Linked DNA regions of Homo sapiens: regions 2, 3, 4, 5 and 6 are each linked to region 1. A link is a loop called in an ENCODE intact Hi-C map of the cell type or tissue named here. Cell type or tissue: ascending aorta. All regions are shown on one strand.

Region 1 (5,000 bases):
TTCTGTTTGCGATGGGGAGGTCCAGTAGATACACGATTTTTTTCTTCTTGTTTTTCTTTATTCACTCTTTTGCATTCAGTAATATTTCACCGTCTTAAAAGTAATGTTAATTCTCTAGGGCATCTTTAGAATTCCTTCTCCTGTTTCCTTATCAATTATTTCCAACACCCTACATAAATCTTTCATACTATTGATAAATCATAGTCTAACAAGAAGTTATTCATACTTTTTTTAAAATTCCTGTAAGTCTCATAACTGATAAGTACTTTAAGCTCTTTCTCTCTAGAGCTCTCATCTAATCTCACATTGAAATGCCTTCTGCACACTGAGAAGATTTCTAAATGTATTTCTGACCCTCTTCTCTTTTCTGGATGCTGGACCCATATATCCAGCTCTAGATGCTATTTCTAAGTTGAATATCTAGCAGCATATCAAACTCAACATGGTCAAAGTAGAAATCTTATTTCTCCCTGAACTTGCTCACTCTCTATCTTCTGTGTCAATTATTGGCACCACCATCAGTCCAATTGCTCAGAAACTTGGGAGTCTTTTGTGACACCCTTGTTCTCTCACTCCTTGTAAATCTCTGACTCATTCAGCAAGAACTTCCGCCAACATAGAGCCTGCAGTTTCCCATTTCTTAGCATCTCTTCTACAACCATAGGAGTCTAACCCGTGTTTCTAGACTCAAAAACAGCAATAGTCTCCTACCCAGTGTCTCCACTTTTACTCTTTTCTCTTATATTCCACACAAAATCCAGAGTAATCTTTTAAAACATGCTAATTAATCTTATTATTCCCTGCTTTAAAACCTTCCAATGGGTTGGTAGTGCACTGAGAATTGAAATAAAAACACTTTACCATGGCTTTCAAGACTCCTGGTAACCTGGTTTCTATTAGCTCTCTGACCTCATCTCACGCACTTGCCCCTCTTTTCCTATGCCTTGAAAATGTTAAATATATTTCTGTGTTAGAGTCTTTGCACTCTCTGTTACCTATGCCTACAATGTTATTCCCCTAGTTCTTCTGAAGTCTACCCTTTCTATCATCCAGATTTTGGCTCAAATGTAAACTTCTCAGTGAAGTCTTCTCTCATTCCCAGTCCAGAGCAGTGCCCATTTCTTCATCCCTCCTCCCACAAGTCACTGTCTTCGCCATTGGGTTTAAAAAATTCATTGCAATTATGAATATTAGAAATAATATCATTTGTGGTTTTACTCCATCCCCCCTCCCCTTTTCACTGTGATCTTTTTAGGGCAAGGACCACCTGTCTTCACAGCTGTGCAACTGGTGCCAGTACAGTGCCTGGAACAGAGAAGTCCTCAACATGCAGTTGTGATATCTATAAAACATGAATGTCTTCAGCGCTCTTGAATCTCAAGTGAAACTAGCTTTTTGTAAGTCTCTTGTAAACTGACCAGCAAGCTTTTTTTTGATAATAGAAAACTGTGGAATATTAACTTTATTCTGATTTCAAAGAAAATGAAGTATAGTTTCGGACATTTAAAAGAAAAAAACCTCCTTCAGAATTCAGAAAGGCATTTCATCAAGAAAAATTCCACCATTTTCCTAGATTAGCTGAGTCTAGAACATTAGGAAAATTACCTACCTGTATCAGGGATGAAGAGGACCACCTCATAAGTAACTATGCAGGGAAAATGTAAACACAGGTAGACCTTATCAAACCATCACATTCAGAGAATAAATTCAAGTCTCTTCAATGCAGTTGTGCAGCCTTGCAGTGTTTGGGGCTCCATTACTGACCCTGGGAACACGGTTCTAAAGGAAGCTACCTTGCAATATCTTGGGCCACAACCAGAAGTTAAGACAATAAATAAATAAATAAATAAATAAATAAATAAATAAATAAAACAGAACAAAATAAGCTATACAAAATACAAAATGTTTGTTTAGGTATGTTTGTGTGTACTTACGCAGAGGAAGGGGAAAGTCTAGGGAAGTGGCGAAGAGAGAGGCAAAGCTGACTACATTATCTGCGTGGCCCATTGCAAAATACAAATGTGAGACTCCTTGATTAAAAATTATGAAGAAGAACAAAACAGCGACAGTAGACTATTGTCCCAGAATATTAAACCAAACACGGGTCTTATGAGCTGTGGCCTATACAACTGCATAGTCGCACACCCATGAAGCCCACCCTGGTTGGAGGGGAGAATTATAATTCATCTCCAGCGAATGTAAAGCAATCCCCACCCTGCCAAAACAACAGTAAAAATAAACGGCGATCCAAATTAGGGCAGGTTGTGCCCAATCCTGATGGCTGTGCTTGTGATGACGGTGGCGGTGCTGAGGTGGACTTGGGGGCACTGCTCCTATATAACAGACTTTAGATTGATAGAGGAGAAGGAAAATAGTTTCTGAAGCTCCAAAGTAGAAACTTCAGGCGCAAAGAATAAGGTAAAGGAAAGGAGACCGCATCAGACCTCCCTCCTGCCCTTGGGCAGTCAATGCCTTTTCTTTCCAAAGCGACCCTCTCCTTAGATCACTGTGTATATCCGGTGCCTTAGGAGCTGGGGTGGAGTACGTAGGTTTGGCTGTAAGGGCGCGTCAGAGCGACAAAAAGGGTAGAGACAAGTTTAAACCCCTTTCTGTGGAGTGGCTTCCTACCCTCTTTGGCCACAAACCCCAGGGCTCCCAGAGGGGCCTGGATGTAAGTGGGTTCCAGATGACCCATCCTCCCTTGACCCTCCGAAGGTAAGACCCAAGGGGAACCGCTGTGATCAGCATTCTTGAATTCCTCAAAAGTCACCTCACTTGTAGAAGTGCGTAGTCCTCCAGCATTTGGAAGAGGTGGCAGGGACCTTGGGGCCCGGGAAGTTCGCGACCCCAGGAAGCGGGTCTGAGGCGGTGCACCCCATCCACTCCGTCCGCAGTCGGGGCGGGGCAGCGGGACCCGAGAGGACGGGAATCCCTGCAGGGAGGGAAGGGCCGCGCCTGCCGAGGCGGCTCCGAGCCCCGCCACTCGGTCCTATCCCGGCTCGCGGAGGCTCAGGCCCCGGGAACTGCGGGCGGAGGGGGCGGCGACCGGGCACCCTGCGGCCACTGCGGCCGCTGCTCCTGCGACTCCCGCGCCCGCCGGGTGGTGGCTCCCCAGTGCCCGCCCCCAGCTCCCCTTCCCCGCCCCTCACGCCCCCTTCCCGCCCCGGCCCCCGCCCGGCGCTCGGGCCGCGCCGACCCGTCGCCCCGTCCTTCCGAGCGCGCCAGGCGGCAGATTCTTGGCGGCGGCGGCGCCTCCCCAGTGCCGGCGGCCCCGAGCCGGCTGCCGCGTTCCGGGCCTCAGAGTCCTCCCGCCTCGGCCATTTTCCCTCCTCCCCATCTCCTCCCCTTAGTCCCCTCCCCTCCCGATCCTCATCCCCTTGCCCTCCCCCAGCCCAGGGACTTTTCCGGAAAGTTTTTATTTTCCGTCTGGGCTCTCGGAGAAAGAAGCTCCTGGCTCAGCGGCTGCAAAACTTTCCTGCTGCCGCGCCGCCAGCCCCCGCCCTCCGCTGCCCGGCCCTGCGCCCCGCCGAGCGATGAGCGCCCCTCCGGTCCTGCGGCCGCCCAGTCCGCTGCTGCCCGTGGCGGCGGCAGCTGCCGCAGCGGCCGCCGCACTGGTCCCAGGGTCCGGGCCCGGGCCCGCGCCGTTCTTGGCTCCTGTCGCGGCCCCGGTCGGGGGCATCTCGTTCCATCTGCAGATCGGCCTGAGCCGTGAGCCGGTGCTGCTGCTGCAGGACTCGTCCGGGGACTACAGCCTGGCGCACGTCCGCGAGATGGCTTGCTCCATTGTCGACCAGAAGGTAAGTCGCCGCACCGCTGCCAGCCCGGCGCCTCCCCGCGGCGCAGGGGGCGCTGCCCGGCTGGCCCTCTCCGCGCCAACTTTCCGGCTCCCGGGGCTCGGCTGGCCGCCAGCCTCGCCGGCGCTCTGGAAGCGGCTGGCCCCGCCGCGGCTGGACGCCTGCAACCCGAGGCGCTGCGCTCGCTGTTGCTCATCCTCCTCTCGCCCCATCTTCCTCTATTCACCGATTTCTCTCCAGTCCGCCGCCTCCTCACCCATTTCCATCCTTCTCATGACATTTCCAGGTATCTTGCCCTTTCCTCGCCGCGCCCCTCCTTGTCCTTGAGACTTCCCAGTTTTCTTCCCCTCTCTCCCCTACGGACCCTGGACCAGCGCATTCCTGGTGCAGGAATCCTCCTTCCTGCACCAGAGTGCCCCCGGAATGACCTGGAGACAAGGAATTTCTCACCTGTCAGATAAGCTTTTAAGAGAGTGTGATTGACTCGGCCAGTTGTCAAAACAACTGACCAGGAGTGCAGGTACCCAAGGCCTTGTCATCTTTTAGTTCCACTTCTGTATGAGCATGGAAACACATTTTCCAACGACAAAACCTGAAAGTTGCGACCTTCCTATTTTTCATTCCCGGGATGCTGATAGTAGGACGTTGAAGTGGTGGGGGTGATGTCCAGGAACACCCCGAGGCTGGCTGTGTCCTTAAGTTTGAGGCTGTGGGGCTCTGGACAGCGGCCACTGAAGGCAGGTTAGAAGGGTCATTATCCGGGGCCAGGCCACCCCCAGAGGAGACTCAGCCCACCCACCACTGTTTACAGTAGCAATTTGGATTTTCAGGTTGCCTCTGGAGCCATCCAGATGGATGTTGCATGGAAGGGGGTGATACAGACGTGAGGCAGAGGGGGCCATGGCGCCAGTCTTCTTAGTGTAAACAGCCAGCGTTTCAGGAGTGGAGACAGAGGTCTCTAAAGGTGCTGAATTTTTCAGCCCTGGAGGACTGGCTAGCACTCCTTTTGCTTTCTAATTATCACTTGAATAATCATGAATTGCTTTCTTTAAATTATTTGTAACAGAGTTTGCTAAATCTTAAGGGTTGTGAATTGCAGCACTGAGCACAGGAATGTTAAAAGCTCCAGGTGGAAAAAAATCACTGATCTAGAAAGTTGTGAAAGTTCTAGACTAAGGTAACAATGAGTGCCAGGAATTTATTTAT
Region 2 (5,000 bases), 290 kb before region 1:
TGGGAAGTAGAGTAACTGGGATTGGGACAATGAGAAACGTTTTGAATTTTCTGAGAAAAGATGATAAGATAATAAAAGCTGATATCAATCTAGAAAGTCTGGCTAGAGCAGAGAATTCCGCTGCCTAAGCTGATCAGGCATGCTTTTCAGCCCTCTTGTGAATTCCAAGTGACAGTGGGGAGAGGAGGCATCTGCTCTCCAAACATGACACAGTCATGGCAGTAATAATGACAGAGCCTGTAGATAACGCTGTGCCAACTGCAGGTCAATGAGAAGCCAGTGCAGGTCTGCAGTCTGCACACCTGGGGCTGGCTGGAGGCCTTTGGCACTGTTTCCTGTTTACATGAGTCAGAACCCAGATATCCTCTGGCTTTCTGCCTGATTTTTGAGTCACCACCAGCTTGGAGGGGCCAAGTGAACTGATCTCTCTGGACTATACTAAGGAGACTCTTGGCTTTGACCATGGTCACAGATCTCTCTGTGCCCAGCCTTCTTCTAGTAGCATCATTCGACTTAACTGTTTATAACAAGATTTCACTTAAACAAGCTCCCCTAGTTACTTGAGATAAACAGCACAGAGGGAGAGAGAGAACCGAGGAGAGTAATAGAAAAATGTGTGCTTTTAGCTGAGACTTTCAGCTACTCATTTTGATTTTCAAAATAGCTCCCATTTCTGAATTCTGAATTTCTGAGAGAAAGATGGCAAATCTAATGATTGCCATTTAGGCTTTCCAGTGGCTCTTCGGTCCTGAAAAATAAGAATTGGAAGGGCAGACACAAGATTGGGGCCAGTCAATTTGGGTTTTTCTCCTCCCCATTATGGCCACTACGCTGGTGTTATTTGGTATGGGTGTGCATGTTCTGCATCCTCATGCCTTGCTTTAAATCCCAGAAAAGGATGGATGAAAAATTCTTCCCTTTGCTCCTGTTGAAATTATTTCAGTACAGAGTAACATAACCTCCTGTTTTAATCTTCCATTTAATTGATATTTGAGTGCCTACTTTAGGTAAGGCACTGTGCTAGGCACACAAACCTTGTGAAGATGAATGGAATGGTTCTTGCCTTAAAATAGCTTTCAATTAACCAAGGAAACTGTAACATATGCTCAACCATCTATAATATTTGGCTTGCTGTGACACACGCATTGGAAAAGTTGGAAGTAAAGCTCTGAGGATGTCCAGAGAAGCCAGAGGACATTTTCATTGAGAGGTGAGAAAATGTTTTCTTAAGACTGTAGCTTTTATGGCTGGGCCTTGAGAGACATATAGAATAGAATTTTACAGTTAGAAAGGAGGAACGAGGTCATTATAGTAACAGCAGTGAGCTACGGCCATGACTGGGTTCAGGAAACAGACACTGGTCCAAGTGTAGGATACATAATATAGTAATCATTAGGTTATCTTTAAAATGATTTGTGGTTTTCACACTTTTGGCCCATATGTTATCTGTTTGATCTTTATAACAACTTCATATGGTTGGCCTATGATTATTGAGGATAAAGTAAATAAATATATTCCTACTTAGCAGGCAGCAGGGAGCCACACAAAGTATTATTCAGGGAGTGGTGAATCTGAGTTGGGTATAATGAGGGCAACTCAGCAGCAAGGATCTTTTGTAGGCTGGACTGAAGTGGGAAAAGTTGGAGGTGGGAAGATCAGTTTCGAAGGTGCAGTGATAGTGTAGGCTGGGAGTGAGAGAACACAAAGGAAGAGATGGGAGAAGACACATTCCCAAGGTTGAATTGCAGGTCAATAGAAAGTGGTTTGAATGACTCAAAAGCTATTTTATGAAATTCTCTGCTCTGACCGTCCCTTAGTTCGAGTTATTTTCTCTTTATTTGTATCCTCAGAGGATTCTGGTAACTTTATTTAGCACTTCTTCCTGTCTCATTTTATTGTTGTTTACATATCTGATACCCGGATTAGGTTATTAGGTTGTAAGCTTCTGGAAGCTAAGGATGATGTTACTTATCTTTGTCTTTCCTCCGGGGAAAGTATATAGCACGGTCACTTGAACATAACTAATGTTTAATAAATGCTTGCAGTATTTAACTCCAGTTTGGCAGTGAAAGACAAAATGAGAGCTTAACGCAGCAGGGTTGCAGGAAAGGGTTTATTTATTTAGTTTCAGAAACAAGTGAGATACAGTGGAAAGAACATGCAAGTTGGAATGAAACTTGGTTTAAATCCTGGCACTACCCATTTATTTCGTACATGACGTCGGCCAAGTTACTTAATGTGTTTAAGCATAATTTCCTCTCATACAAAATGCCAATTATAAAATCGACCTTTTGAGGTTACTGTGAAGACTAAATACAGTATCATGTGCATATTATCTAATACAATATCTGGCACATAGGATATCTTCAACAGTGTTAGTTAAAAGTCCTGTACTGATATAACCCCCTGGCTTGAGTATGTTCCTAGACAAAAGGGGAAAAGAACAAGAGATGGAATTCATAAGAGAAAGGAGAAATAATATAACAAGATTCAATAAGATGGAGTGACGGAGGAAGAAAGACGGATGCTGCTTCCCTTTAAGTGTGTGGGAGGGAGAAAAGGAATCATGAACATTTAAAGAAATTCTGTCAAGTGAAAAAGAAGGGTTCTAGGAACACCAGTCTCAGAAAAGCTGAAAGAAAGATGAACTGCTGGGGTAAGATGTGAGAGGGGATTTAAATGGGGTTGGGTACTGGAAAGTGGGAGACAATATGTGGAGCAGCTGCTATGGAAACTAGGGCAGGAATCAACAAAACCGGAGAAGAATTCTTAGAAGCAGGAAAGGTCAGTGACGCCTGGATGGCATGAGTTTGGAATTTATGCAATTAGCAAAGCATCAAAAAGCATGAGTCCAAAATGTCCCTGGCCAGTTCCATTTATGGAGTTCTTATCAGTGCTGTGCAAGCCATTGAGCTGCACAGATGGGCTCTCAACCAGTGGTGGGGACACAGTAACAAACAGAGCTGGAAATACACACACACACACACACACACACACACACACACACACACACACACACGTATTCTATCAAATCAATATATACATAGACATGTATTCTATCATATCAATATATATGTATTCTGTCAAAGAAGGATATGTTGATATATTCTGCCAAAGAAACAGATTGGCTTACCCAATCTAGTGCTATGTTAAATAAGCTTTTTATTTTATATATGGAAAAGACTTTAGAGATTATATCAACCCAACCTTAGGTGTAAGAACTCAGCGTAAGTGACTTACCAGCAATTATTTTACCAGGAAACAGTGTGGTATGATACTTAGGAGTGTGACCCTGGAATTTGACTTTTGGAGTTTGAATCCCAGTTGTGTGACCTTTGGCAAGTTTCCTAACCTGTATAAAATATATTCAATTATAAAGCATGGATACTAATACCATCATCCTCATAGGATAGTTGTAAGGATTAAATGAAATCATCTTTGTAGCATGCTTAGTCTGATGCCTGAGATGAGATGTCACTGCATAAAAATTATTTAGACTCAGGTATCTTGATTGTTGTTCATGATTCTGTCTTCTACATGGGGCTGCCTTGTTGACTGATAGATTTCCCTGAGGAATGGCTGTGGATAACTGCCATTGGATGCAAGTTTCTTTGGGTACAACTCTTTTCTTTATTAGCCATACTAAATATATTGGGCCCATCTTCCTTATGAATTTACATATTTAACCCTTGACACACCAATTTCTTTTCATTGTTCCTATTGAACTTACACAGTGCCCTCACAATCAGTATGCTCTTGCTTGAAATACTTGTAATGAATTATCTGTATATAGTTTACGAAACTAGCCTCATTTTTTTTACAGCCATACAGTTTTTACAACCACTGACTTTTGAAGATTAATCTCATAACTTTTTTTTTTTTTTTTGAGACAGAGTTTCGCTCTTGTCGCCCAGGCTGGTGCGCAATGGCATGATCTTGGCTCATTGCAACATCTGCCTCTTGGGTTCAAGCAATTTTCCTGCCTCAGCCTCCTAAGTAGCTGAGATTACAGGCGTCTGCCACCATACCTGGCTAATTTTTGTATTTTTAGTAGAGACAGGGTTTCACCATGCTGGCCAGGCTAATCTCAACTTTCTTAATGAGAATTCTGTTAAATAGGGAACACTATTAAGCATATTAAGCATATTTTTTGTACAAGGAAACCAAGGAACAGAGAGGGTCAGTGAGTTTGCTGAGGCCAAACAGTGACAGAAACATGGAGCACAAAGCATGGATTATCCATAACTTGGCCCATTGGTGTGGCTTCTCCTCCCATTATACCCTCAAATCACCACGAGCTTTTCTAGAGACATTTTCTTTGGCCTCATGGTATTGCATATATGCTTGAGATAGACCATAAAGCACCAAACTATCCTTTTTAGAACCCAGAAATCACGATTCCCTTTTTCTACCTCTACCTTCAATTTTTGTGGCAATGGAAAAAGAATTCAAAATCAGGCTGAGCAAGTCCATTTGGGTCTTAGGAAACAAGTCAATTGTTTTTATTTTCTCTACTCCCAAGATACTCTGGGGTTGGTACACAGCAGCCTGGAAAAGAGAAGCATCCATGGGCCATCTCATTTCTGACTCAGTCAGCCAGCTGGGTGTTGAGACTATTTCCATGGCTTCCAATCCGTCAATGCTTGAAAACATTTACTACGGAAAGGATCGCTGGCTCGGGGAAGACATTTGTCTAATTCGGCAACAGTACTTTACACTGCATTTCCAGATTATGCCTCTCCTTGAAAATGATCTATTACAGGAGCAGTTTATAAAATTAAACACTTGTCATTATGCAATGCAAAATTCATGAAGCAACCAAATGTCAGGGATCTACATATTTAAAAGATGGGAGCTTTAGCATTTCTTCCCTGGCAGGGATTCTGAGCAGTAAAAGGCCCAGAGAAAAACATAGCTAATCACAAAGCTGTTTTGGAATGGACCAAACCATTCCTTTTTGGGACTGTTAGTCCAAAGGGACCCTCTTTCTCTGGTGGAAA
Region 3 (5,000 bases), 76 kb before region 1:
CTCAAAAAAAAACAATGGCCAACAACAATGGACTTACCCTCTAGGATGCTTTTATATCTAGCTTTTTGAAAATAATAAATTTTGAAGATCTTTACATATCAGCATATATAGGTCTAGTTTTTCTAAATTGCTGCAAAGTATTCTGTGTATTTTGATAGCATTAATTTCTTAGACTTTTGATTTTTTCCTCTATTTATTTTAATCAGTTTAAACATGTTGTGATGTGTTTTGATTTTTAATTATCTGAAGCTCCCAGGGTCTAATTTGCTCTTTCTGTGATTGCAAAGTGTTGATGTAGCCTTTTCTTTCCTATCTAGATCCCAGGTCAACTCAACAAGGTCATTTCACTTTGCTAGTAGACAGATTTCTCCCTATCTACCCTTTCCTGTAGGGCAGAGCCCTTTATCTGTCCTGGCTTTATGAATGTGTCTGTGAAGTGAGAGTTTGCCAGTCCAACTCCCCAACTCAAGCAGTTCCAAGGCCTTGTCTTTCGATCCATCATGTTCATTCAACTCCCTTCAATAGCAAGACTGACTAATACTCCTCCCAACTCCCAACTCAAGCTGACAAAGTGTCAGCATCCATTTACTAATCTGTCTTTCCATTTTCTCCTTGCTTTTAGCCCCAGGGGATTTTACATACTTCTTTGTGAGTTTGGCTATGCGTTTTAAACAATGCTCATTATGTTTTTATCCCATACTTACAGGTGTTTACAGTAGGATTTTCAGGGTCTTCAATCTGTCATATTGCTAGACATAGACTTTCTACTGTGTCATCACTTAGCCTTAGAAATATCTGGCTGCCACTTGTCTTTCTAACTTTCTCTCTAATCCCAGACACCTTTGCCTTTATGTGTTCTCTCCAGTATGCTTAAGTAAAGGGAGGCCTAATTTAAGTCTGAGACCCTGACGCGGAGAATGATCTCCTTGTTTGAATTTCAAAGAATGCCAAGGACACCTCTGGCAAATGTCTTCATACTTCCTCCCCTACTTTCCCTTCTCTCACATGACAATTGCTCAAGGGCATGCCTATTTTAATTTCAAGTCCGATATATATTTTATAATTACATTCAAGGCAATCATCAGTTTACTAATCTTTCAATTTTCTACAAGGTAGTAGATATAGCAAGTGACTAGAGTAAAACAACCTGGATTATAGTTTAAGCTCTGCCACTAAATTGCATGACCTTGAGTTAAATTATTCTACCTCTTAGTGCCACTATTAATCTTTATCCATATGAAACCCTCACACTGTAAATGAGTATGATCATGTCATTCTAGAGCTTACTTCTAAGAATTTATTCTAGTTACCAGAAAGTACAGAATGATTAAAAGCTAAAAGATTTTATGTTTTTAAGTTTATCTAATCATAATTTTTAAAGTCATTCATAAAAGATGAATTAAGTAACCCTTAGTATTTGTTTTCTTTTTTGTTTGTTTGTTTTCTTTAACTCAGGAAAAAAAAAGAGCCATTAGATAGATTTAAATTATTTAGGATAAGAAAATGTACCGACATTATTTGAATAGGAAAAGTCTAGGAAACTGGAATTGTAGGTGTCTAGGTTATATGAACATCTGGAGTTAACTATTCTAACCCAGAGCATAGTTGAAAGAATTAAATATAGTCACAAAGCATGTATTTCAAGAACTAACTATGGTGTTTCATTCTTTGCAGTACTTCAACATTTCAGCTAGTCTCCGCTTATGCTGTCTTCTCCTGCATGTACACTTACCCTTATTCTCACAATCCAGATGAGCCCGGAAATATTAAACAGAAGTTACTAGAGAAGATCTCAGAAGCCTGGCTACCCTAGATGCTAAGAGCTACTTGCAATAGTTATAATTTATGCACGTATTTTTCCAGGGCTACAGCGCTGTCTTTAGTAAGAATGCTGGGAAGGACATTTGTTAGTCTCTGCTCCTGGCCTTCTAGTAACCATAACATTTCAAAAGTGAACCACTCTTTATACTTCGCCTACTGAAATTTAAATGGATCCATTTTGTACTTTAACCAGTGATTAATGAGATAATTTTATCTTTAATTTTCTTTAGCAGCAATAAAGGACCTCACAGCCTGTGATACAATTTCCTCAATAGCACTGATAGCATTTTCTAGACTCTCTGGAGGCCTTAAGTTGCTAGTAGGGAAATGTACCTCCCATAGACTTCCAGTAGATGGCAGGTACAGCACTTCAAACCTCTCATAACATGAAAATACCCGACATTTCAACACATAAAAATACTGTTACCGTGTTTTAAATCTCAAGTGCCGTGGAAAAGAGTGACTAAAACTTTTGTTTACAGATCTAGTATCATATTACCATATAAGTATCTTCTTATTTTTGCCTTCTACTAAAAATACAAATGCAACAAATGAAAATATATCTTTATCAGGGAATGCCTGCAATTCCAGATTGCAAATTAAGCATTTAAATGTTGAATAATATAATCACCATGTTATAGATGTTAATTAAAGTGCTTAGTGAACAAAGATACATTTAGCAATTTTTAAATATAAATTTTTGAAGATGAGAAACTATTGTTTTATAGCAATTATTGTTTAATAGGCTTCCGTTTACATTTTATTTATTCTTTTTTTACAGATTCATAGATGGTGGGAGTACAAATGTAGATAGATATATACATACAAGCATAAATTTCTTAATCTGTTTCTTTGTTTTCTTTGAATAATTAATCCCATAGTGTTTCCTACAATTTACTATAGAAATACATTTCTACAGTGGATTTGGAAAGAAATGCCTCTGTGTGATCTATGGTAAGAAACAAAGAGGAATGTATAGGCAGGCCTCTTATAAATAGGAAATAAGCTCTTAGCCCATACATCAACTGAATAGCAAGACAGATGTTTGTTCTGAGATGAATGACTGTAAAAGCTGCAAAATATTCCATTACACATTCTTGTACATGCTTTCATTAAAAATATGTTCAAGTGAAACACATCTAAAATATCTAGACCTTTCAGCAATATTTTATTAACTCAGTAAAATCCTTTCAAAGGATTTAAAAATAGTTTTAGTTTCAACATATATTTTGACTGTCTTGTAAATCTGTCATATCTGTGTTATGCAGAAGTTGTTCACTGTGACTGGTATGACTGAGACTCAGCCAAAGTTATATCTACGTTACTTAAGATTATTTACTTGGTTTTCCCAATTTTAATACTACATATTTTAATTATTTTATTTATCTTCCCCCTTAAATCGTGAGCAGAGTTTTCTTATTAAGTTGTTTTATTCATTACTGAATCCACAGGGTTTACAATAATGCCTGGCACTTAGTGGGTACTCAGGAAATAAGTGTTAGGTGAATGAATGAATTTATTTGTAAGATGGAGCCTCAGGATAAAAGAAAATAACAAACAGTAGTCACTCAATAGATGTTTCCAGTTCCCTTTTTCTCTCTCTTCTGTCAACTGTAGCACACTAGAAACCTTGGGGTCATCCTTGACTCTTTTACTTTCCTTCATCACACCAGATTAGATCATCATTTTCAAATCTTGGCCCCTCACAGTGCGATCCACAGACTAGCAGCATAGGTATTAGCTAGGAGATGGTTAGAAATTCAGATTTTCAGGCCTCAGTCTGGAACTACTGAATAAAAGTTTGCATTTTGAGAAGATCCCCAGGTGACTCTTGCATACAGTAATTTTGAGAAGCACTGATTCAAGTTACTATGTTTTTCCTTCCACATGTCCTATTTTTCACCTCACTCTAATAACTGTAAGAAATAAACTATCTTCCAAATTAGTACACTTGCCTCTAAACTATACAACATACCACAGCGAGATTCAACTTTTTAAACACAGATTTGGTCACTTTACACTACTACTCAAGTGTCTGCAACTCCTCTTTTACTTGATTACAGAAAGTGCAAATAATCCCTCATTTTGGAATTCAAGCCTCTCCGTCATCTGACTCCACCCTCCCAACCCAATCTCATCTTTCATCTCAAATTTCATCTTTAGTTATAGTCTTGCAAATACTACTGTCATTCTTGGCTACTTTATCTCTTAATCTAGAACACACTTCACTTTTTATTTAACTAAATGCTACTCATCATTCAAGGTTTAACATAAAAGATTATTCCTCCAATCTCTTCCTTCACTGCTAGAGCCCACACAGATTTCTCCATTTTCTACTGCACATAATTATGTCCCAAAATACTCATTATGGAATATGCTGCATTGTTGTGCAGAGTTTTGTCATAAACATAAGCCTTGTTTTCCCAATAAGATTTTAAGTTAATCCAAAGCAAAATTTTATCTTTTTATCTCTTTGGTATCTCTCGTAAGTCGTTCAGAAATTTAAGTAAATTCTTAGGTTGCATGTTGAACTAATCTACTGTGGACTCTCTGGGTTGCCAGTAACAACAACAACAAAAAAAAAAGCCAGCTAGCTTAAGCATAAAGCACTGTTTCAAGAATCAAAGGTCAGAAGTGCAGTATGGCCTTGAGAGGTACCAGAACTAGAGCACGGGATGCTGTCCAGAATTATTTCTCACTCAGACCCCTTTTCTTTTCACCTCGTTTTCTATTAGCTTGCTGCAAATGTGAGTGCAGTTCTTGCCATTAAAAGTAATGCAAAAACTGCACTTACGCTTACACCAACCTGATAATTTCCACACATTCGCTTTACTCTCATTTCTGTGTAATAGCTGTCTCTACATCTCTGCTCCATGTAAAGGAAGATCATGCCCACCAGAGGCTTTGAGCCTACATATTTTAAGAATAGTTGGCCAGGCACGGTGGCTCACGCCTGTAATCCTAGCACTTTGGGAGGTCGAGGTGGGTGGATCTTTTGAGCCCAGGAGTTCGAGACCATCCTGGGGAACATGGTGAAACCTCATCTCTACTAAAAATGCAAAAATTAGCTGGGCATGGTGGTGCATGCCTATGGTCCCAGCTACTCAGGAAGCGGAAGTGAGAGGACTACTTGAGCCCAGTCGGTCGAGGCTGCAGTGAGCTGAGAGTGCGCCGCTGCA
Region 4 (5,000 bases), 190 kb after region 1:
AGTCCATGTTTTAAGGGGAGGCTCAATGATAGAGTTAGAAATTTGTGTCACCCGAGTATAAACGATATTTAAAGTCTGGAGACTGGATGAGATCCTTTAAGAGCGTGATGATAAACAGAGAAAATAAACTTTCTGAAGAGTGAGTCCTGAACACTCCAGCACCTATCTAGAGATTGGAAAGAAAAAGAGGGTTCAGTAAAAGTGACTAAAAAGTGATAGCCAGTCAAGTGGGAGGAAAGACAAAAGAATACACTATTCTGGAATCCAGAGAAGAAAGTGTGTTGTTTGAAAGAGGGAGTGATCCACTGGGTCACATGCTGCTGAAATGTCTGTGAGGAACTGAGAATTACCCATAGAAGCTGGCAATGTGAAGGGCATTGATTGGCAGTTTAAAGAGAGAGATTTGAGAGTAGAGGTTGGGCAGACAGCCTGCCTGGAGTCGATTCAAGGGAGCGTGCATGCAGGAAACTCAGATCCTTCTTGTGAGGCGTATTTCTATAAATGGGGTGGAATCTGAAGTGCAATATATCTTGAATGTTTTGTCTGCAATCTGAATTTTGATTGTTGTGTTTGAAGTTTTGTGAGGCAAGATGTTCTGTTTCCTAACATGTTCTTGTCTCCACTAGTGAATTTTATGTTCTATGAATTTAGAGTGAGACATCAAAATTTTTTTTGGTTCTCTGCTTGGTTCTCTGTGTTCAAACTAGCTTTCTCTCTCTTTCTCCATATATATATAAAATACCATGTTTAATTCAAATGTTTCAGTTTTAATTTTTATATATACCCTTTCTCTCCCTTCCAGTGAAAAGGCATGTGAATTAGTGCAGTGACTGAATCTAGATGAAATGACACACTCATGCAGCTAGCCTCTTCTGCGCTCCCAGTTTCTTCTAGAATACAATAAAGATTTTTGAGAACCTCTAGTTACCGGCCTATTCACAAGCTGAGATTTCTCAGGTACCTTGAGTGTAAACTAGATTTCCCTCAAGAAAAGTTTGTTCTGCCCTTTTTTAAAGGCAAAGAAACTCCTCTCAAAATATCTTGCTTAAAACATTTCTCACTCTGACTCCTTTATAGTCTTGTGATTATAAGCAAATTGGATTACAGAAATATAAAGGGAGCAGGATGAAGAATGTCAGGATGTTAGCTTTTTGGGGATTGACTGTGACAATCCCATGAAACTCAAGAATTTTAGGCATATCTCAGACCTTCATGGGGGTGAGGGCTCTTTGTATTGTTTACTACTGTGTTCCCAGTTATCCAATAAAATGAAGATACAAACTTGTACTGAATAACTTATGTGACAAGGTATTTATCTAGCTCTCAGTAGGTAAGCTGCCATTGTTTCTCTAACAAAATTGAAGTTATTTCATATTAGCATAGATATATATTGATCGATTATATGCATGAAAAATGAAAGCGATTATTTTATGCATAGTCACAGTATAACATTTTACCTTGATACTCATTTTTTACGGTATCCTAAAGCAAAGAACATGAACATCTATAGATTTTTTCCTCAATATCTCATTTTTTATTTCAGCCTTTCATGGGGTCAAGTGTAACTTGCTATTTTTTACTGTTCTTTAGATTTAGTCTTTGTAAATTATATCTGCCTTTAAGAGAGACAGCAACAGACCATTAGTCAGATTTGCTGGAAGTATGATACATTTCTCTATGACCTACTAACCTGAATCAAGATCCCAAACATCACAGATACGCATAGAACCTTTGCAGATACCCTTTTAATACAAGCATAGAAAGGTCTTTGTAGGCGAGTCCAAAATCTGCTATTGGCCGTCAGTTCAGCTGAGGACATCTGGCCACTTGGGAGTGAACGGAAAGACCAAAATAATAAACGTCACTAATGTTGGGGTGGCAGGTGGTTTTATTGTCTTTGGCTCTCCTTTCCTCTCCTGCATGCTACAGCATTTTTTTCCAGAAGCCGTACAGCATTTTACAAGGGGAGAAGAAATTCTTTCCTATCTCAAGGAACATCAAAGTAAATGAGAGAAATTGTTTTGATTTTGATCCTTTAAATCAGATGCACTGTCCACTTATCAGTACAAAGAAGAAAGAAATACACCACTTCCTTGGGGATTTGGCTTTGGGAAATGAGATTTTTGTCCTTGGAACCAAAGGATCATTTGTAGCACAGTCAGAACAATGGAATTCCACTGAATCCATGCCAGCATCCAAATCCATGGCCCTTGCTTGATTCTAGCACAATACATGGAATTAATGTAAAAATGTCATAATATTAATCAAAGAAAGGGAGTTTTTTTAAAAAAAATCAGTTTGTCACTGAATATAGGTTAATTTTGAGGAAAAACAAGATATATAGATATAATGAATATAAGTGTCAGTAAAATTAACAAAATGGAAGTTAAGAAAACCTTAGTTTTTAGCCTTTTTAGTTTTTAGGACTTAGGTAGAGCCAATTAGAAATCATGTGGAGCTGTATTGAAGTTATAGAAGGCAAGCAGAAATTGCAGACCACTGAGTGTGCATGATGTATGTGTCTGTGTCGTTCCTTATCTGACGTTTTTTAACTAGAACAGAGTGGCCTAGAAGAACTTCTCAAGGTCATGGCTACTTATAATAACAACAACGAACATATATAAAGCATTTGCTATGAGTCTGGGCCAATAGTAATTACTTTACATATGTTGGTTCATCTAATCTCTGCAGTGGTTCTGGGAGGTAGTCAATGAAGTAATAAACATACAAACAGGTATAAGTATATATGCAAGTATATACACATGACATATGTCATATATGTATACCTAAACGTGTAAAATATAGAAATATGATTGAGAGGCAAGTTTATAAACATTAATTATGATAATATTCACGGTGAACTTTATTTATTTTTTAATTTTTATTTTAGGTTCCAGGGTACATGTGCAGATTTGTTATATAGGTAAACTTGTGTTATGAAAGTTTGTTGTATAAACAATTTTATCACCCAGGTACTAAGCCTAGTACCTAATCGTTATTTTTTTTCTGCTCCTCTACCTCCTCCTACCCTCCACCCTCAATTAGGCCCCAATAATGTCTGTTGTTCCTTTCTTTGTATCCCTAAGTTCTCATCATTTAGCTCCCGCTTATAAGTGAGAAGATGTGGTATTTGGTTTTCTGTTCCTGTGTTAGTTTGCTAAGGATAATGTCCTGCAGCTCCATCCATGGTCCTGCAAAAGACATGCCCTCATTCTTTTTAATGACTGCATCATATTCTGTGGTGTATATGTACCACATTTTTAAAAATCCAGTCTGTCATAGATGGGCATTTAGGTTGATTCCATGTTTTTGCTATTGTGAATAGTGCTGCAATGAACATTCATATGCATGTGTCTTTATGTGGTTGAATGTTTTATAGTCCTCTAGGCATATACCCAGTAATGGGATTGCTGGGTCAAATAGTAGAATTGAAGATAGCCAGGAACAGCTGCTACAAAGCTCATTAAATCATTTACTTTGGTTTTATTCAAAATCCAAAAGCCTGGGTCCAGGGCTTTCTGGTAAAGAAAAGTGCTCAGGGATTTCAGTTCTGAATCACTGTTTGCTGGACATTTGGCCATTCTTTCTGTCTTTCCTTTCTAAGAGAAGCAGAACTGAGAGGAAAGATCAAGCAGTAAAATTCAAGAGACTAGCTCTTAGCTATTATTCTGGCACTACCTACCACTGTCACCTTGAAAATATTCCTTAATATGTTCTGGACATCAACTTACTCATCTCTAAAATGAGTTTTTCTTCTCTAAAGTTAATGATTCTTAACTTTTGGTTAAACTTTTTTAGTTGCTGTCATAGCCTTCATTTTGTTCAGTACCTGTGTCTATTATTTTTAATTTGTTAAAGTAATAAACATTTAGCCTTTATGAAATATAAAAATCTTCATTGTGCTATAGTGACAGTTTTATTCAGAGTGAGACAAATAGTGTGAAGTGTGAAGTACATTTTTTTCATTTCCAAGCTGCACATCCACACGCCTAATTACTGTTGTGTGAATAATTTCAAAGTGTCTACTAAGACTTCTAATAGCTATCACTAACTAGTAATCTGTCAAGGTATAATGCAAGATAATATGTTTTTACACAACAATAGTGAGGCTCTCATTGATTATTACCTCCTGTAATTGCTTGATATGAACATTTATTTTAAAACTTAAAAATTATATACAACAAAATAATGATTTAAACTACCTCCAGGAAGTCTATACACAGAAATTGCTGCATTAGAGTTAATGATTTATTAAGTCATATCTTATTGCTTTTATCTTAATAGATGACATGTTATTCAAATTAAAATAAAAGAAGGTTTTTGCCAACCATTAAGTATCTCACTGAGTCACATCTGCCTTAAAGAGAAACCTGTAGCTTATTAGACTTCTTTAGCAATACTTGATACACAACATCAATATATTTATATGCCCAAGGAAGGAGGATTTATAGTCTAGCTTTATTCCCCAAAGGTTAAGCGAGTTCCAGTTATATGTGTATTTCTATATCTTGTAGGACAACAAACTTTAGAATCTCATAGCCAAAATCTGCCATTTCACATTCAAAACTTTAATTTCAAAAGATTCCAGGCAGACTTTTCTTTAATTAGATATATTCTTTTTTGTCTTAGATATCTTTTCCCATTTATTTTATTTTATTTTTGCTGTAATTCAAATAGATGGGATAAAGTTAAGGTACAAATTTAAAATTATGAAGGAAAACCGTTTTTTAAACAATCAGATTTTGAACTCAATAGAAAGGAGAGTGGCTAAAAAAAAAGAGAGGTCTAAGCAGAAGATAGCTTATGGGTCAGATTCTAGCCCTGCCTTTAGAAAAACAGAGTGGAGTAAATTAAAGTCTTGTCTTGAATGAGAAAAGGAAGTTATTTTGTCAATACAGTGTAGAGAAGAAGACTAACCGGAGTGACTTTTGTGTTTCTAAATTTGGACCTTGAAGATTTCTGAAGTTGGTAGACACCTGGTGTTAGGCATTCCTTTACAA
Region 5 (5,000 bases), 200 kb after region 1:
GTTCAATTCCCACCTATGAGTGAGAATATGCGGTGTTTGGTTTTTTGTTCTTGCGATAGTTTACTGAGAATGATGATTTCCAATTTCATCCATGTCCCTACAAAGGACATGAACTCATCATTTTTTATGGCTGCATAGTATTCCATGGTGTATATGTGCCACATTGTCTTAATCCAGTCTATCATTGTTGGACATTTGGGTTGGTTCCAAGTCTTTGCCAGAACAGAGCCCTCAGAAATAATGCCGCATACCTACAACTATCTGATCTTTGACAAACCTGAGAAAAACAAGCAATGGGGAAAGGATTCCCTATTTAATAAATGGTGCTGGGAAAACTGGCTAGCCATATGTAGAAAGCTGAAACTGGATCCCTTCCTTACACCTTATACAAAAATCAATTCAAGATGGATTAAAGACTTAAACGTTAGACCTAAAACCATAAAAACCCTAGAAGAAAACCTAGGCATTACCATTCAGGACATAGGCACGGGCAAGGACTTCATGTCTAAAACACCAAAAGCAATGGCAACAAAAGCCAAAATTGACAAATGGGATCTAATTAACTAAAGAGCTTCTGCACAGCAAAAGAAACTACCATCAGAGTGAACAGGCAACCCACAAAATGGGAGAAGATTTTCGCAACCTACTCATCTGACAAAGGGCTAATATCCGGAATATACAATGAACTCAAACAAATTTACAAGAAAAAAACAACCCCATCAAAAAGTGGGCAAAGGACATGAACAGATGCTTCTCATAAGAAGACATTTATGCAGCCAAAAGACACATGAAAAAATGCTCACCATCACTGGCCATCAGAGAAATGCAAATCAAAACCACAATGAGATATCATTACACACCAGTTAGAATGGCAATCATTAAAAAGTCAGGAAACAACAGCTGCTGGAGAGGATGTGGAGAAACAGGAGCACTTTTACACTGTTGGTGGGACTGTAAACTAGTTCAACCATTGTGGAAGTCAGTGTGGCGATTCCTCAGGGATCTAGAACTAGAAATACCATTTGACCCAGCCATCCCATTACTGGGTATATACCCAAAGGACTATTGGACATATTTCTAAAAAAAATAAAGTGAACTAAGTTTTTTTTTTCTTTTAGTTAGCACACTGGAAGCAGTGACATCATTTCAGCTGTTGTGTTTTTTTTTTTTAAGGAAGTTAACTTTACTAAGTGACATGCAGAAATAGTTTTAAGCCTGGTCATCAGCACTAAGAGCAATAAGATGTTCTCATTATATTTATTTTTAGTTCATACACAAAATGATTCATGTGAATTTAGCCCCTAATTCTAAGACTAAGAAAAAGAAAGAGAGGTTTATAATGTATTGTTTTTATCTCCAGCAGGTATTAGATTCTGGACATTTCTCCCCGACAGTAGCTTCTTAAGGTCCACCTGTATTGACATAAGTGTCAGATCTGTCATCAGTTCCAGGATGAAGAAAGATAATTTTCTTTTTCCCTGAGTTTGCATCTTTTCCCACTACATTACAAATGTCAATTTATGGCAGAAATAGCATTCTTTAATAATTATGTGAAAAAGTCATTACAAGAAAAGGGCCCTTTTCATATAATAAATTAGCCTAGGTTGTTTGCTTTAACAGAAACCCTCCATGCTGTGCAGATGGACCTTTTCTTACACTGCTCATGAGATTGTGGATTGACAGATTGCATGAAAGCCACATGGAATGCAGTAGGGGCAGCAGCAGAAGGGAGAGGTGGATTGCCTCCCCTGATCTCCTGATCAAAGGATCTAGATAATGCTACTACTCACATACAGAATATGTTTAGATTTATTGAGGCATCTCTTATTTTTGAATATGCCAAAACAGACAGACCCAGTTTTTTGCAAACAAATTGCCATTATTATGTGTAATGGAATTGGAATAAAGCGACTCCCATTTTTTATGTTACTGGATTGCTGTAAATCATCTGAAAGTGCACACCTCTTCCCACCTATATTTCTTAACCACTTTACTGCCAGAACTTATTTAAATCTTATCTCATATTCTCTTGTTTTCTTGCTGTCTAATTAGAAAACCACTTGACCATTACTGCCCCTGTGATCTATGTGATTTCTTTCCTTCTGATTTGGAGTCTTCCCAATATCAACTCTACCATTTATTTATTTTTTAATTTTAAAATATTTTAATGATCTAGATACTTTGAACTTTTCTAATTAGCTTGTATTTGTGCCCTGAAATATTTAAAACAAAATATTTGGAAGGATTTTGACATTTACACTCTCATGGTATTTGTATTTGCAGTTCCCTGAATGTGGTTTCTACGGAATGTATGATAAGATCCTGCTTTTTCGCCATGACCCTACCTCTGAAAACATCCTTCAGCTGGTGAAAGCGGCCAGTGATATCCAGGAAGGCGATCTTATTGAAGTGGTCTTGTCAGGTAGTATACTTTTATACCTTTTCTTTATCCGTAGATTAGAAGTTGTATTTGAAGAATTCTTGGGCATATGTTTTTAAGGAAACATAAAAAGCATATCTCAAACTCAGCTCCAAGAGAAGATGTTGGAGCTCTGTCCACATGAAAAAGGGAAACAAAAGGTTTCCCTTTAATTGGCTGTGTCCACACCCAGTACTGCTCCAATCACGTCTCTTGACTTAAGGCTTCCTCCCAGCCCCCTCTCAGCCTCTAGCAACATACAGATGGCGTCATTCAGCACCTTGAATCATTTGGACAGCAGCAAAAGCAAACAAGAAACTCACCAACAGTGAAGCTAAATTAGCTGTCAGGGCTGCAATTGTACAGAATGTGTGGAAGCCAAGAAATAGCACCAGGGCTAAGAAGCCTTTGACTTACTAAGGTCAAAAGTCCAGTAGCTATGAGGTAAGCCAAGACCAAGGAGGAAGCCAGAGCCCAGGAGTTAGAGAAGGTCAGGTCATGCCATGTGACGCTAGTTAACTCAGTCCCTGAGAAATGGCTACATTTGCCTCTGCTCACATTTTTTATTTCTTGTTTAGGATTTAGCAGTTAGTAATAGGACTGTGCCTAACCAAACAGAAAAAAAAGAATGTATTTAACCTTTTTAAAAAGCACCAGAGAACAACAGCTAGAGTGGAGATCCTTACAATGATACTCAATGCAATGATAATGTATCCAAATTTTTATTGTTTATTTTTGTTAAAAAGAGAATAATTATTGAGAAACTTGGATTGCCTTGCTCTTTTCTCCTCTCATGCCTTCTTTGTTTACCATCTCTTTGAATAAAAGAAGTCCAGCAGCATTACAGAGTCTCAAGTTTATTTCCTCAAGTTCCTCAACTTGTTCAGAGCCCAGTACTTGGATGCACTGATTATAATTCAATTTATCTTTGTTTTATTCACTTTGCTTTGATTCAGTCTAGTTCTCTTTTTTATCTTTATTGGTTGCCTACAGTTGTGTGAGATCCTGGGATTGCCACAACTTCATTGTGTAGATGGATCCTATAAAACAACTTTTTTGCTAGATAAAGGTAATTATTTTTCTGTTGCCTGCACCTGACCTCTCAAAACTACGGACTAGACATGTTGTTTTCTAAGTTTCCTGTTTCTGAACACTAAATTAATTATTCAGGGAAATCATGCACTGGATCAGTTCTTGCCATAATTCATATTAAACTCACAGCCAGGCTGCTTTGTAAATAATGTAATGTTTTATGAGTCCTTTTGCCTTGTGTCAATGTCCAGAAATATATGAGGACTTTTAAAATTGCATTTCTAAATATAATGTATTATTCTTTCCATTTTACTTTTGTTATCAAGCACTTTAGAGTAGTAGCAGACAGATTGAATGCAACCTGTGTGTGGGTGTATTTATGTAGGAGAGGACTGCTTATTTGCATGTTATCCCAGCATTAATGAGCCAGACCTGCTCTTCCCTCGTGTTGACCTGATGTAGCCCTCTAGAATTCCCTTGCTGCATGAGAACAGCATTCTGCTTTTCCTCTCCCATCTTTGCAAATTGAGAACTTCATTGTGCGTATGCCCTACCTCCCCTGCTGTCCACCCTTTATGTTCCATGTCTCCTGTTTTCCTGGCCACAGTTGTTGAGAGGGCATTTAAGAGCAGCCCATTTCCTTACCTGCTTTCCCAGCACCAGACTCCAGAAGGGCTCCCTTACTCTTACCAGCTATTTTGCTGGAATTTAAAAGGAGCTATTCTCTAACAGTTTAATTCTAGTTTTGAACGACATAGTGCCATTTTCCCAAAGTCATTGACCCTTTAAATTGTTCAGTTAGTATATCAATTACACACACACACACACACACACACGCACACTCAATTATGTTTAGATCTCCTGCGCTTACCTATAACCATCGACAGCAGTACTCTCCCAGCTCCTCTCCCACTCTATTGCTTAGCATTGTGATTTGCTCAATAAATGTTTATGTTTACAATAGTTTTTTAAACCATCCCACCCCTTTGTATTACAACCCTGTTTCTTACCCATATCTCTTATCTCTTTTCCCTTAGCCTTTTTAGGCCCTGAGTCTATTGTGATCAAATGCCTGATGTTCCTTTCTTTTTCCCGGTCTTTATGTCTTCCTTGCATCCTGACTCTCCTGAAGGTGATGCCCCATTTCCAAGAGGCTTTGCCTCTTATTTTCCTCCACTCTTAGTTGAGGAGTTGAGTGATATGGCCCTCTTCTGATTTCCCATTGCCATTTAATTATTTATGTCACCTTCTTTGCAGTGAAGTGATTTATTTTCCTTGAAGACTCATTTCCATTTAAGTATGGCAATAATTGTTGTCAGATTCCTAATTTTACTTTCCATTTTAAGTACTCATTCATCCTTGGTTTTGTTAACATACATATTTATGATTCTTCAGATTCCTTGTTATTTATTTTTATTATCAGTCACCCATAATGCCATTCCTGACTTCACCAATAAGACAAGGCTCCAGCTTCAAAATCTCCACTTGGTAGCACTCCTCTTCTCCTACTCTAGCCTGTCCTTCTTGTCCATCTCTACCAAGTGCACAT
Region 6 (5,000 bases), 260 kb before region 1:
AGTGCAATGACTCATTGATAAATCTCTGCTTTGGAATTCTTTCTTTGTAGATGTTGTATCTCTGGGTAGTGGCCTCCTGCCCGCACCCCCCCCGCTTTTTTTTTTTATTCAAGAGCAGACACAGAGTCTCTTCCCTTATGTCTCCACCTCCCTCAGCACTTTCTCTGCTAATCTTCCCTGTCAAAGTCTCATTCTCCTTACTGACTTATCATCTCTATCCCTTATTTTTGTATGACTGGAAAGAAATGTGCTAAGAATACATTTTTATAAATTGGAAAAAAGTATTTTTGGATACGAATAGGTGAAGAGTTGGTAGGAAAATATAGCCATATTTGTAGTCTAACTGCCTATAGAAAATCCACGTGTGTTTACTGTCTTTGCATGTTTCCAATGCTCATGGACGTGTGTCAGAACTAGGCACTGTTTTGTTATATTATCCAGATTTAAATGCTGCACAGGAATTCAAGAACCAGGTGGAGACTTAATTAAGTCATTGGATGCAAGAAATAGTTTCCATCCATTTGGTCTTTGCACTTGATGTTGAAGATATGTACTTGAGAATATTGTATAACTTACAGGCCCAAATAATATTCTAAAGATAGGAAACTTGGTGGTACATGCCATCTAAATGCACAGGATAAAGGCGATGTAAGTAAAACCACTCAACAGCTGCTACAAGTGTGCTGCTATAAAAAAGCTCTGTTACAAGATGTCATTAGAATGCAGGGCTCATCCCAAGTAACATATATCATCACGCCTCTTGTCTTAGGGTTTCTTTCTTTTCTTTCCTCATGCTAGATGAGTGTAAATAATTTCATTCCTATTTTTTATATAAATAAACTCTGAAACAAAACTTGGTTCTGAGACCAGAAAAGAGCCAGTTAGATTCCAGTTTTCCTTTTTATTGTGAAATAATGACATTTTTAGGCTATGACATTTCAGCAATGTTTTAGGAATCTTTATTGCTTAATTGGAACATACTAAATAGATGAGGAGGCTCTGGGAGAGACGTTTCTCTACACATTCTTTTAGCTGATATGCATTGAATTGGCACACTCCGTCTCCTCTGCTTATGATGTGGACATTAGCTTCTCTCTCTTCTAAATCTCCCATTCATGGCTTCCTGTTTGGCCCCACTCTTGCTGCCCCGGTCTCTCGGTCTCTCATTATCGCAGTCTCAGCAGTCACTTAACTCTACCCTTGCCTCAAGTCAGGCTCATCTTCAACCCATCTTCCCTAAGATTTCTAGAGTGAGGGTGTAATATCACTCTCACTTTAAAAAGGGCAGTGGCAATCTAAAGTCTACTATATAAAATTTAAAATCTATATCAGAACATACAAAGTACTTTATAATCAAGCCCCAGTTTAATTTTCAAGTGTTATCTCCTGAATACTCCACCATCTTCTCACTACATTATATATCCTATATTTTAGCCAAAACAGGCCACTGGACATTTTCTGAATGTGCCACATTTCTTCACTGCTATTGGTTTTGGTACTTGCTATTCTTCACGTAATGACATTTTCCTCCATTGTCAGGTTGGGGAGATGTTCATCATTTATATCTTGTTTCCGATGTCAACTCCTCTCTGAAATATGCCATGTTAGCCCTTGGAGAATTAGGTGGCGACTTATATAGCATCTACTTTTGTGTTCATCTCCTCTAATGTTGATTGGGTAAGTTTGTTTATTCATGTGACTATAAATTCCTTGAGGATGGAGTTTGGATTCTTTCACTTTTGAATCCACAAAACCTTTTTTTTTTATGGGAAACTGTTGGTGCCTTTTTAATAAGTTGTGGTGAGGAGAGTTCAAATTACAGCATAACAGAATTCGTTTAGTGAATTAGCACAGTCTGTAGTTAGCATATCATATAGCAGTATTATTCAGTTAAGGAAAAATACAGTTGAAACACATTACATTTTAATTCCCTGTGAGTAAAGTGATAAGTAAATGTCAAATCATCATTGGGAGAACATGGAAATAGTCAAGCATAACGAACCTACAGAAAGATAATTATCTCCAAATTTAGGAAGCACATTGACCTACCTACCCACCTCTTTCAGCACAGTGTCTGTAACATAAAAGGTACTCAATACACATTTTCTAAATGAAAATAATAATTTTGAACTCACCTGAAAAGTAATATAAACTTAATTCAGCTTGTGTATGATGTTACAATACTATAGTAAGTACAGAGTTTGAAGTAACTCATGCCTTCCCAAACAGAAACATGAAAATACCTGTCATGTATATGCTGGCCTCTATACTTCAACTCAGAAGGCAAAGGCACATAATGGCTATTTGTCCGACATTTAGTAATACTAATATTGATCAGAGGGTTCCAATAGCGAAAAACCTAAAGCTTCCATTTTAAGTTCTCCATCAAACTTTCTTCTAAGGGGTTTATGTATTGGTGATTGTTGCCTAATTCAATTATCTTATTAGCAGTTTCAGAATAATGATTTTTAAAAATTCTGTCATTTATTTTAAATTTATTAGCTGGAATTATTTCAAAAGCAAGCAAACAAAAATCTTTTGCTGATCAAATATGGTTATTGGGTTATCCTTATATACAGTTCATACAGGAAAGGCAAAACTTATTGCCAAATTTCAGAGTAAAGAATTGGTACCCTAGTTACTTTCAATGGTGTTCAGCAATATATTAATATATGTGCTTTTGAGTTTATTCCTGTTATTTAGTATCATGCATTGTCCTTCTGGATTAGGATTTATAAAACATTGTCCTTTGTCCTTCAAGATTCCTAAAACATTGTTTGAAAAGTCATAGCCTAAAAATGTCATTATTTCACAATCAAAAAGAGAATTGGAGTCTAACTGGCTCTTCTCTGGTCTCGGAACCAAGTTTTGTTTCAGAGTTGACTTATATAAACATAGGAATGAGATTATTTATGCTCATCGAGCATGAGGAAAGAAAAGAAAGTACCACTATCCATCCATTCTGGCCATAAAAAATGCTCTGTCTCTGATTCATGTCACCCCTTTAATATCAAGGAATTGTGTAATAATCTTCAACACAAGTCTATGATTGATTTCTTATACCAATCAGCCTGTCAACTTCAGCAAGGTAAGAACCAATTATCTTAACAGCTGGCACCAAAATTCCTCTGAGGGAGAGATCAATCTTTGCTTGGGAAACTATCTTGATAAATTGCTTGGAATAGAAGAGGACACAGAGGGGGTGGAAGAGAGAAGAGAAAAAGAAGCTAGGTAATATGATGAGAACCTGGAGCCCAAGTGAATAAAATTAGCTGAGGGATTTTTTTTTTTTTTTGTAAAGAAAGAACAGGGATATCTAATGTTTAATATTACATTGTTTGTGGCAGAAATTATTGCCACTTCTCCCAAAACTTCAGTGACACATACTATATAACATACTTGAAAGCCTGATATAAGGGCATAAAATGTTTAATGTATGTTAGGAGAGGGAAAACCAAGAAAAGAGGTTGAGTTCCTTATCTGTGTCAATCTGATGCAAACAGAGACCATACAAGTGGAAAAGTAAGACAGTAAGTTGGATTAATCAAGCAGAGAAAGGAGTTGAAAGCCATAGCTGGGTCTGCAAACTGAAGCCTTCTCTAAATTCTCAGAAATTCTGGAAGAAAATGTTGGAAATTCCTCAGGAAATGGAAAGGTGAGTTGAGCCAATCATTTGTAAACCTTAGGCCACAAGCTAACACAACTGATACAGAGAAATTGTATGAAATATATCTCAAATGCTTATAGCAGCATGTACTGATTGTCCTTTTCACCCTCTTCTGGCATAGGCTAAAACTTCTCCCTCTGCTTCCGCTTTGGTAATGGCTTCCTTAGTTGTTCCTTTGCTTCTTAGCTCTGAGTTCAGTCATCTATCTCCACTTGGAACTTGATGCTACCTTTCCTGCCAGGCCTCTGGATCATGCCAATTTTCATTTGGAAAAATGGCTTCTATCTCACAGTGCATGGAGTCTCAGAGTTTAGGCTCAGGGTTTTATGCTCTTTACAGGATGCCTCTCAAAAGATGGACCAGTTCACTGCCTTGATTCCTACCCACGCTGCTGGCTGATCTGACTATTCCAGGAGCAGCGAGTTTGAAGTTCTCTTTTGTGTTCATCTTATTCCCACTTTTAAGTCTTTTGCAAGCATGTGCTTCATGTCTGAAATTTCCTTTCACTCTTTCTCTTTTCCCAAGTAATCTGTAAAAATTATTAAAATAATGAAGGTTAATATTTTCTGTAATACATTTGAAAAGATCATTTATGTAGAACATATTATCACTGTATTAGCTATCTATTGCTACGTAACAAATTTGTGAAGAAAGATATGTTTTCTTGTTTGTGATGAAAGATAGGAGATATAAATGTATGTTTGTCTGCTGCTGACAAAGACACACTGGAAAAAAACTGGTGATATAGGAGAGAGAGAGTGAAGAGTTCTGGAGTTATGTCCTTCAAAGATTGGATCTGCTGCACAAGAGGAGACATCTTTTAAATAGGAGCATGGGTAGTTCACCTACAGTAGAAAGTGGGAACACAGAGCATCCTCTACAGATGTTGGTAATTGGAGAGGTCTGGTGGTGGAAATCTGGTGGTAGATGGGAAGAAGATAATGTGCTGAAGTTCTCTTATCACTGCTTCAGTTTTCCCAGTGAAATAAAAAAAATCATCAGTTGAGAGTGAGGATATGGGTGGATGTGCTGAAATATTTGAAAGGAATGTGATAGTTCTATGTTCTGTAGGAGAACAAATGGCCTAGGGAACTATAGTATATTTGCTGGGCACCATTAAAGACCCATTTAAGTTTAAAGTGAGATCGTTCAGCCATATTAAATCGCCCAGGTTTAGGTTTGGAGTAGGCAGAAAAATTGGATTTTTCTAGGCTTGTGATTTGGTCAAACACCCAAAACAAAGTGACAGTGAGGCAGGGGAATTGAAGGCATGTGCAAGAGAGTGAATATAATGATTAACCATAAAATTTAAGATAATCTAGGAGGGAGATAA

Evidence for each region. A loop is a pair of places that touch in the nucleus more often than their neighbours do. Peaks named below come from ENCODE experiments on the same cell type or tissue, not always from the same donor. Only the 100,000 strongest peaks of a DNase experiment are listed, where the experiment ranks them.
Region 2: a loop joins it to region 1, with 8 times the contacts of the local background. A loop is called at or near these places in 10 of 110 quality-filtered maps.
Region 3: it touches region 1 in a loop (2.2-fold over the local background); 7 of 110 quality-filtered maps call a loop at or near these places.
Region 4: a loop joins it to region 1, with 2.5 times the contacts of the local background. A loop is called at or near these places in 17 of 110 quality-filtered maps.
Region 5: it touches region 1 in a loop (2.4-fold over the local background); 11 of 110 quality-filtered maps call a loop at or near these places.
Region 6: it touches region 1 in a loop (4-fold over the local background); 3 of 110 quality-filtered maps call a loop at or near these places.

The regions. Positions count from the first base shown.
Region 1 is chr14:29,926,046-29,931,045 of GRCh38, reverse strand. It overlaps PRKD1 (protein kinase D1), which reads left to right and starts at 3,199. Exons shown (of 18, transcript NM_002742.3): 1 at 3,199-3,797. The coding sequence starts at 3,534. LOC105370429 (a long non-coding RNA gene) reads right to left here and starts at 2,919. Exons shown (of 3, transcript XR_943703.2): 1 at 1,935-2,919. In ascending aorta, CTCF peaks have their summits at 3,091 and 3,809; DNase peaks (open chromatin) are centred at 3,165 and 3,865; H3K4me3 peaks cover 2,726 bases; H3K27ac peaks cover 3,689 bases.
Region 2 is chr14:30,218,883-30,223,882 of GRCh38, reverse strand. No RefSeq gene overlaps it. Among named protein-coding and RNA genes, the nearest start is that of PRKD1, 290 kb to the right of the region's middle. In ascending aorta, no CTCF peak of the experiment used is centred here; DNase peaks (open chromatin) are centred at 372 and 2,837; H3K27ac peaks cover 2,986 bases.
Region 3 is chr14:30,002,490-30,007,489 of GRCh38, reverse strand. No RefSeq gene overlaps it. Among named protein-coding and RNA genes, the nearest start is that of PRKD1, 77 kb to the right of the region's middle. In ascending aorta, a CTCF peak has its summit at 2,179 (motif pointing right); no DNase peak of the experiment used is centred here.
Region 4 is chr14:29,739,146-29,744,145 of GRCh38, reverse strand. All of the region lies in intron 1 of PRKD1 (protein kinase D1), which reads left to right. Among named protein-coding and RNA genes, the nearest start is that of PRKD1, 190 kb to the left of the region's middle. In ascending aorta, no CTCF peak of the experiment used is centred here; a DNase peak (open chromatin) is centred at 2,185; H3K4me3 peaks cover 415 bases; H3K27ac peaks cover 694 bases.
Region 5 is chr14:29,722,958-29,727,957 of GRCh38, reverse strand. It overlaps PRKD1 (protein kinase D1), which reads left to right. Exons shown (of 18, transcript NM_002742.3): 2 at 2,284-2,422. Among named protein-coding and RNA genes, the nearest start is that of PRKD1, 200 kb to the left of the region's middle. In ascending aorta, no CTCF peak of the experiment used is centred here; a DNase peak (open chromatin) is centred at 2,727; H3K27ac peaks cover 1,131 bases.
Region 6 is chr14:30,189,954-30,194,953 of GRCh38, reverse strand. No RefSeq gene overlaps it. Among named protein-coding and RNA genes, the nearest start is that of PRKD1, 260 kb to the right of the region's middle. In ascending aorta, no CTCF peak of the experiment used is centred here; no DNase peak of the experiment used is centred here; H3K4me3 peaks cover 223 bases; H3K27ac peaks cover 1,228 bases.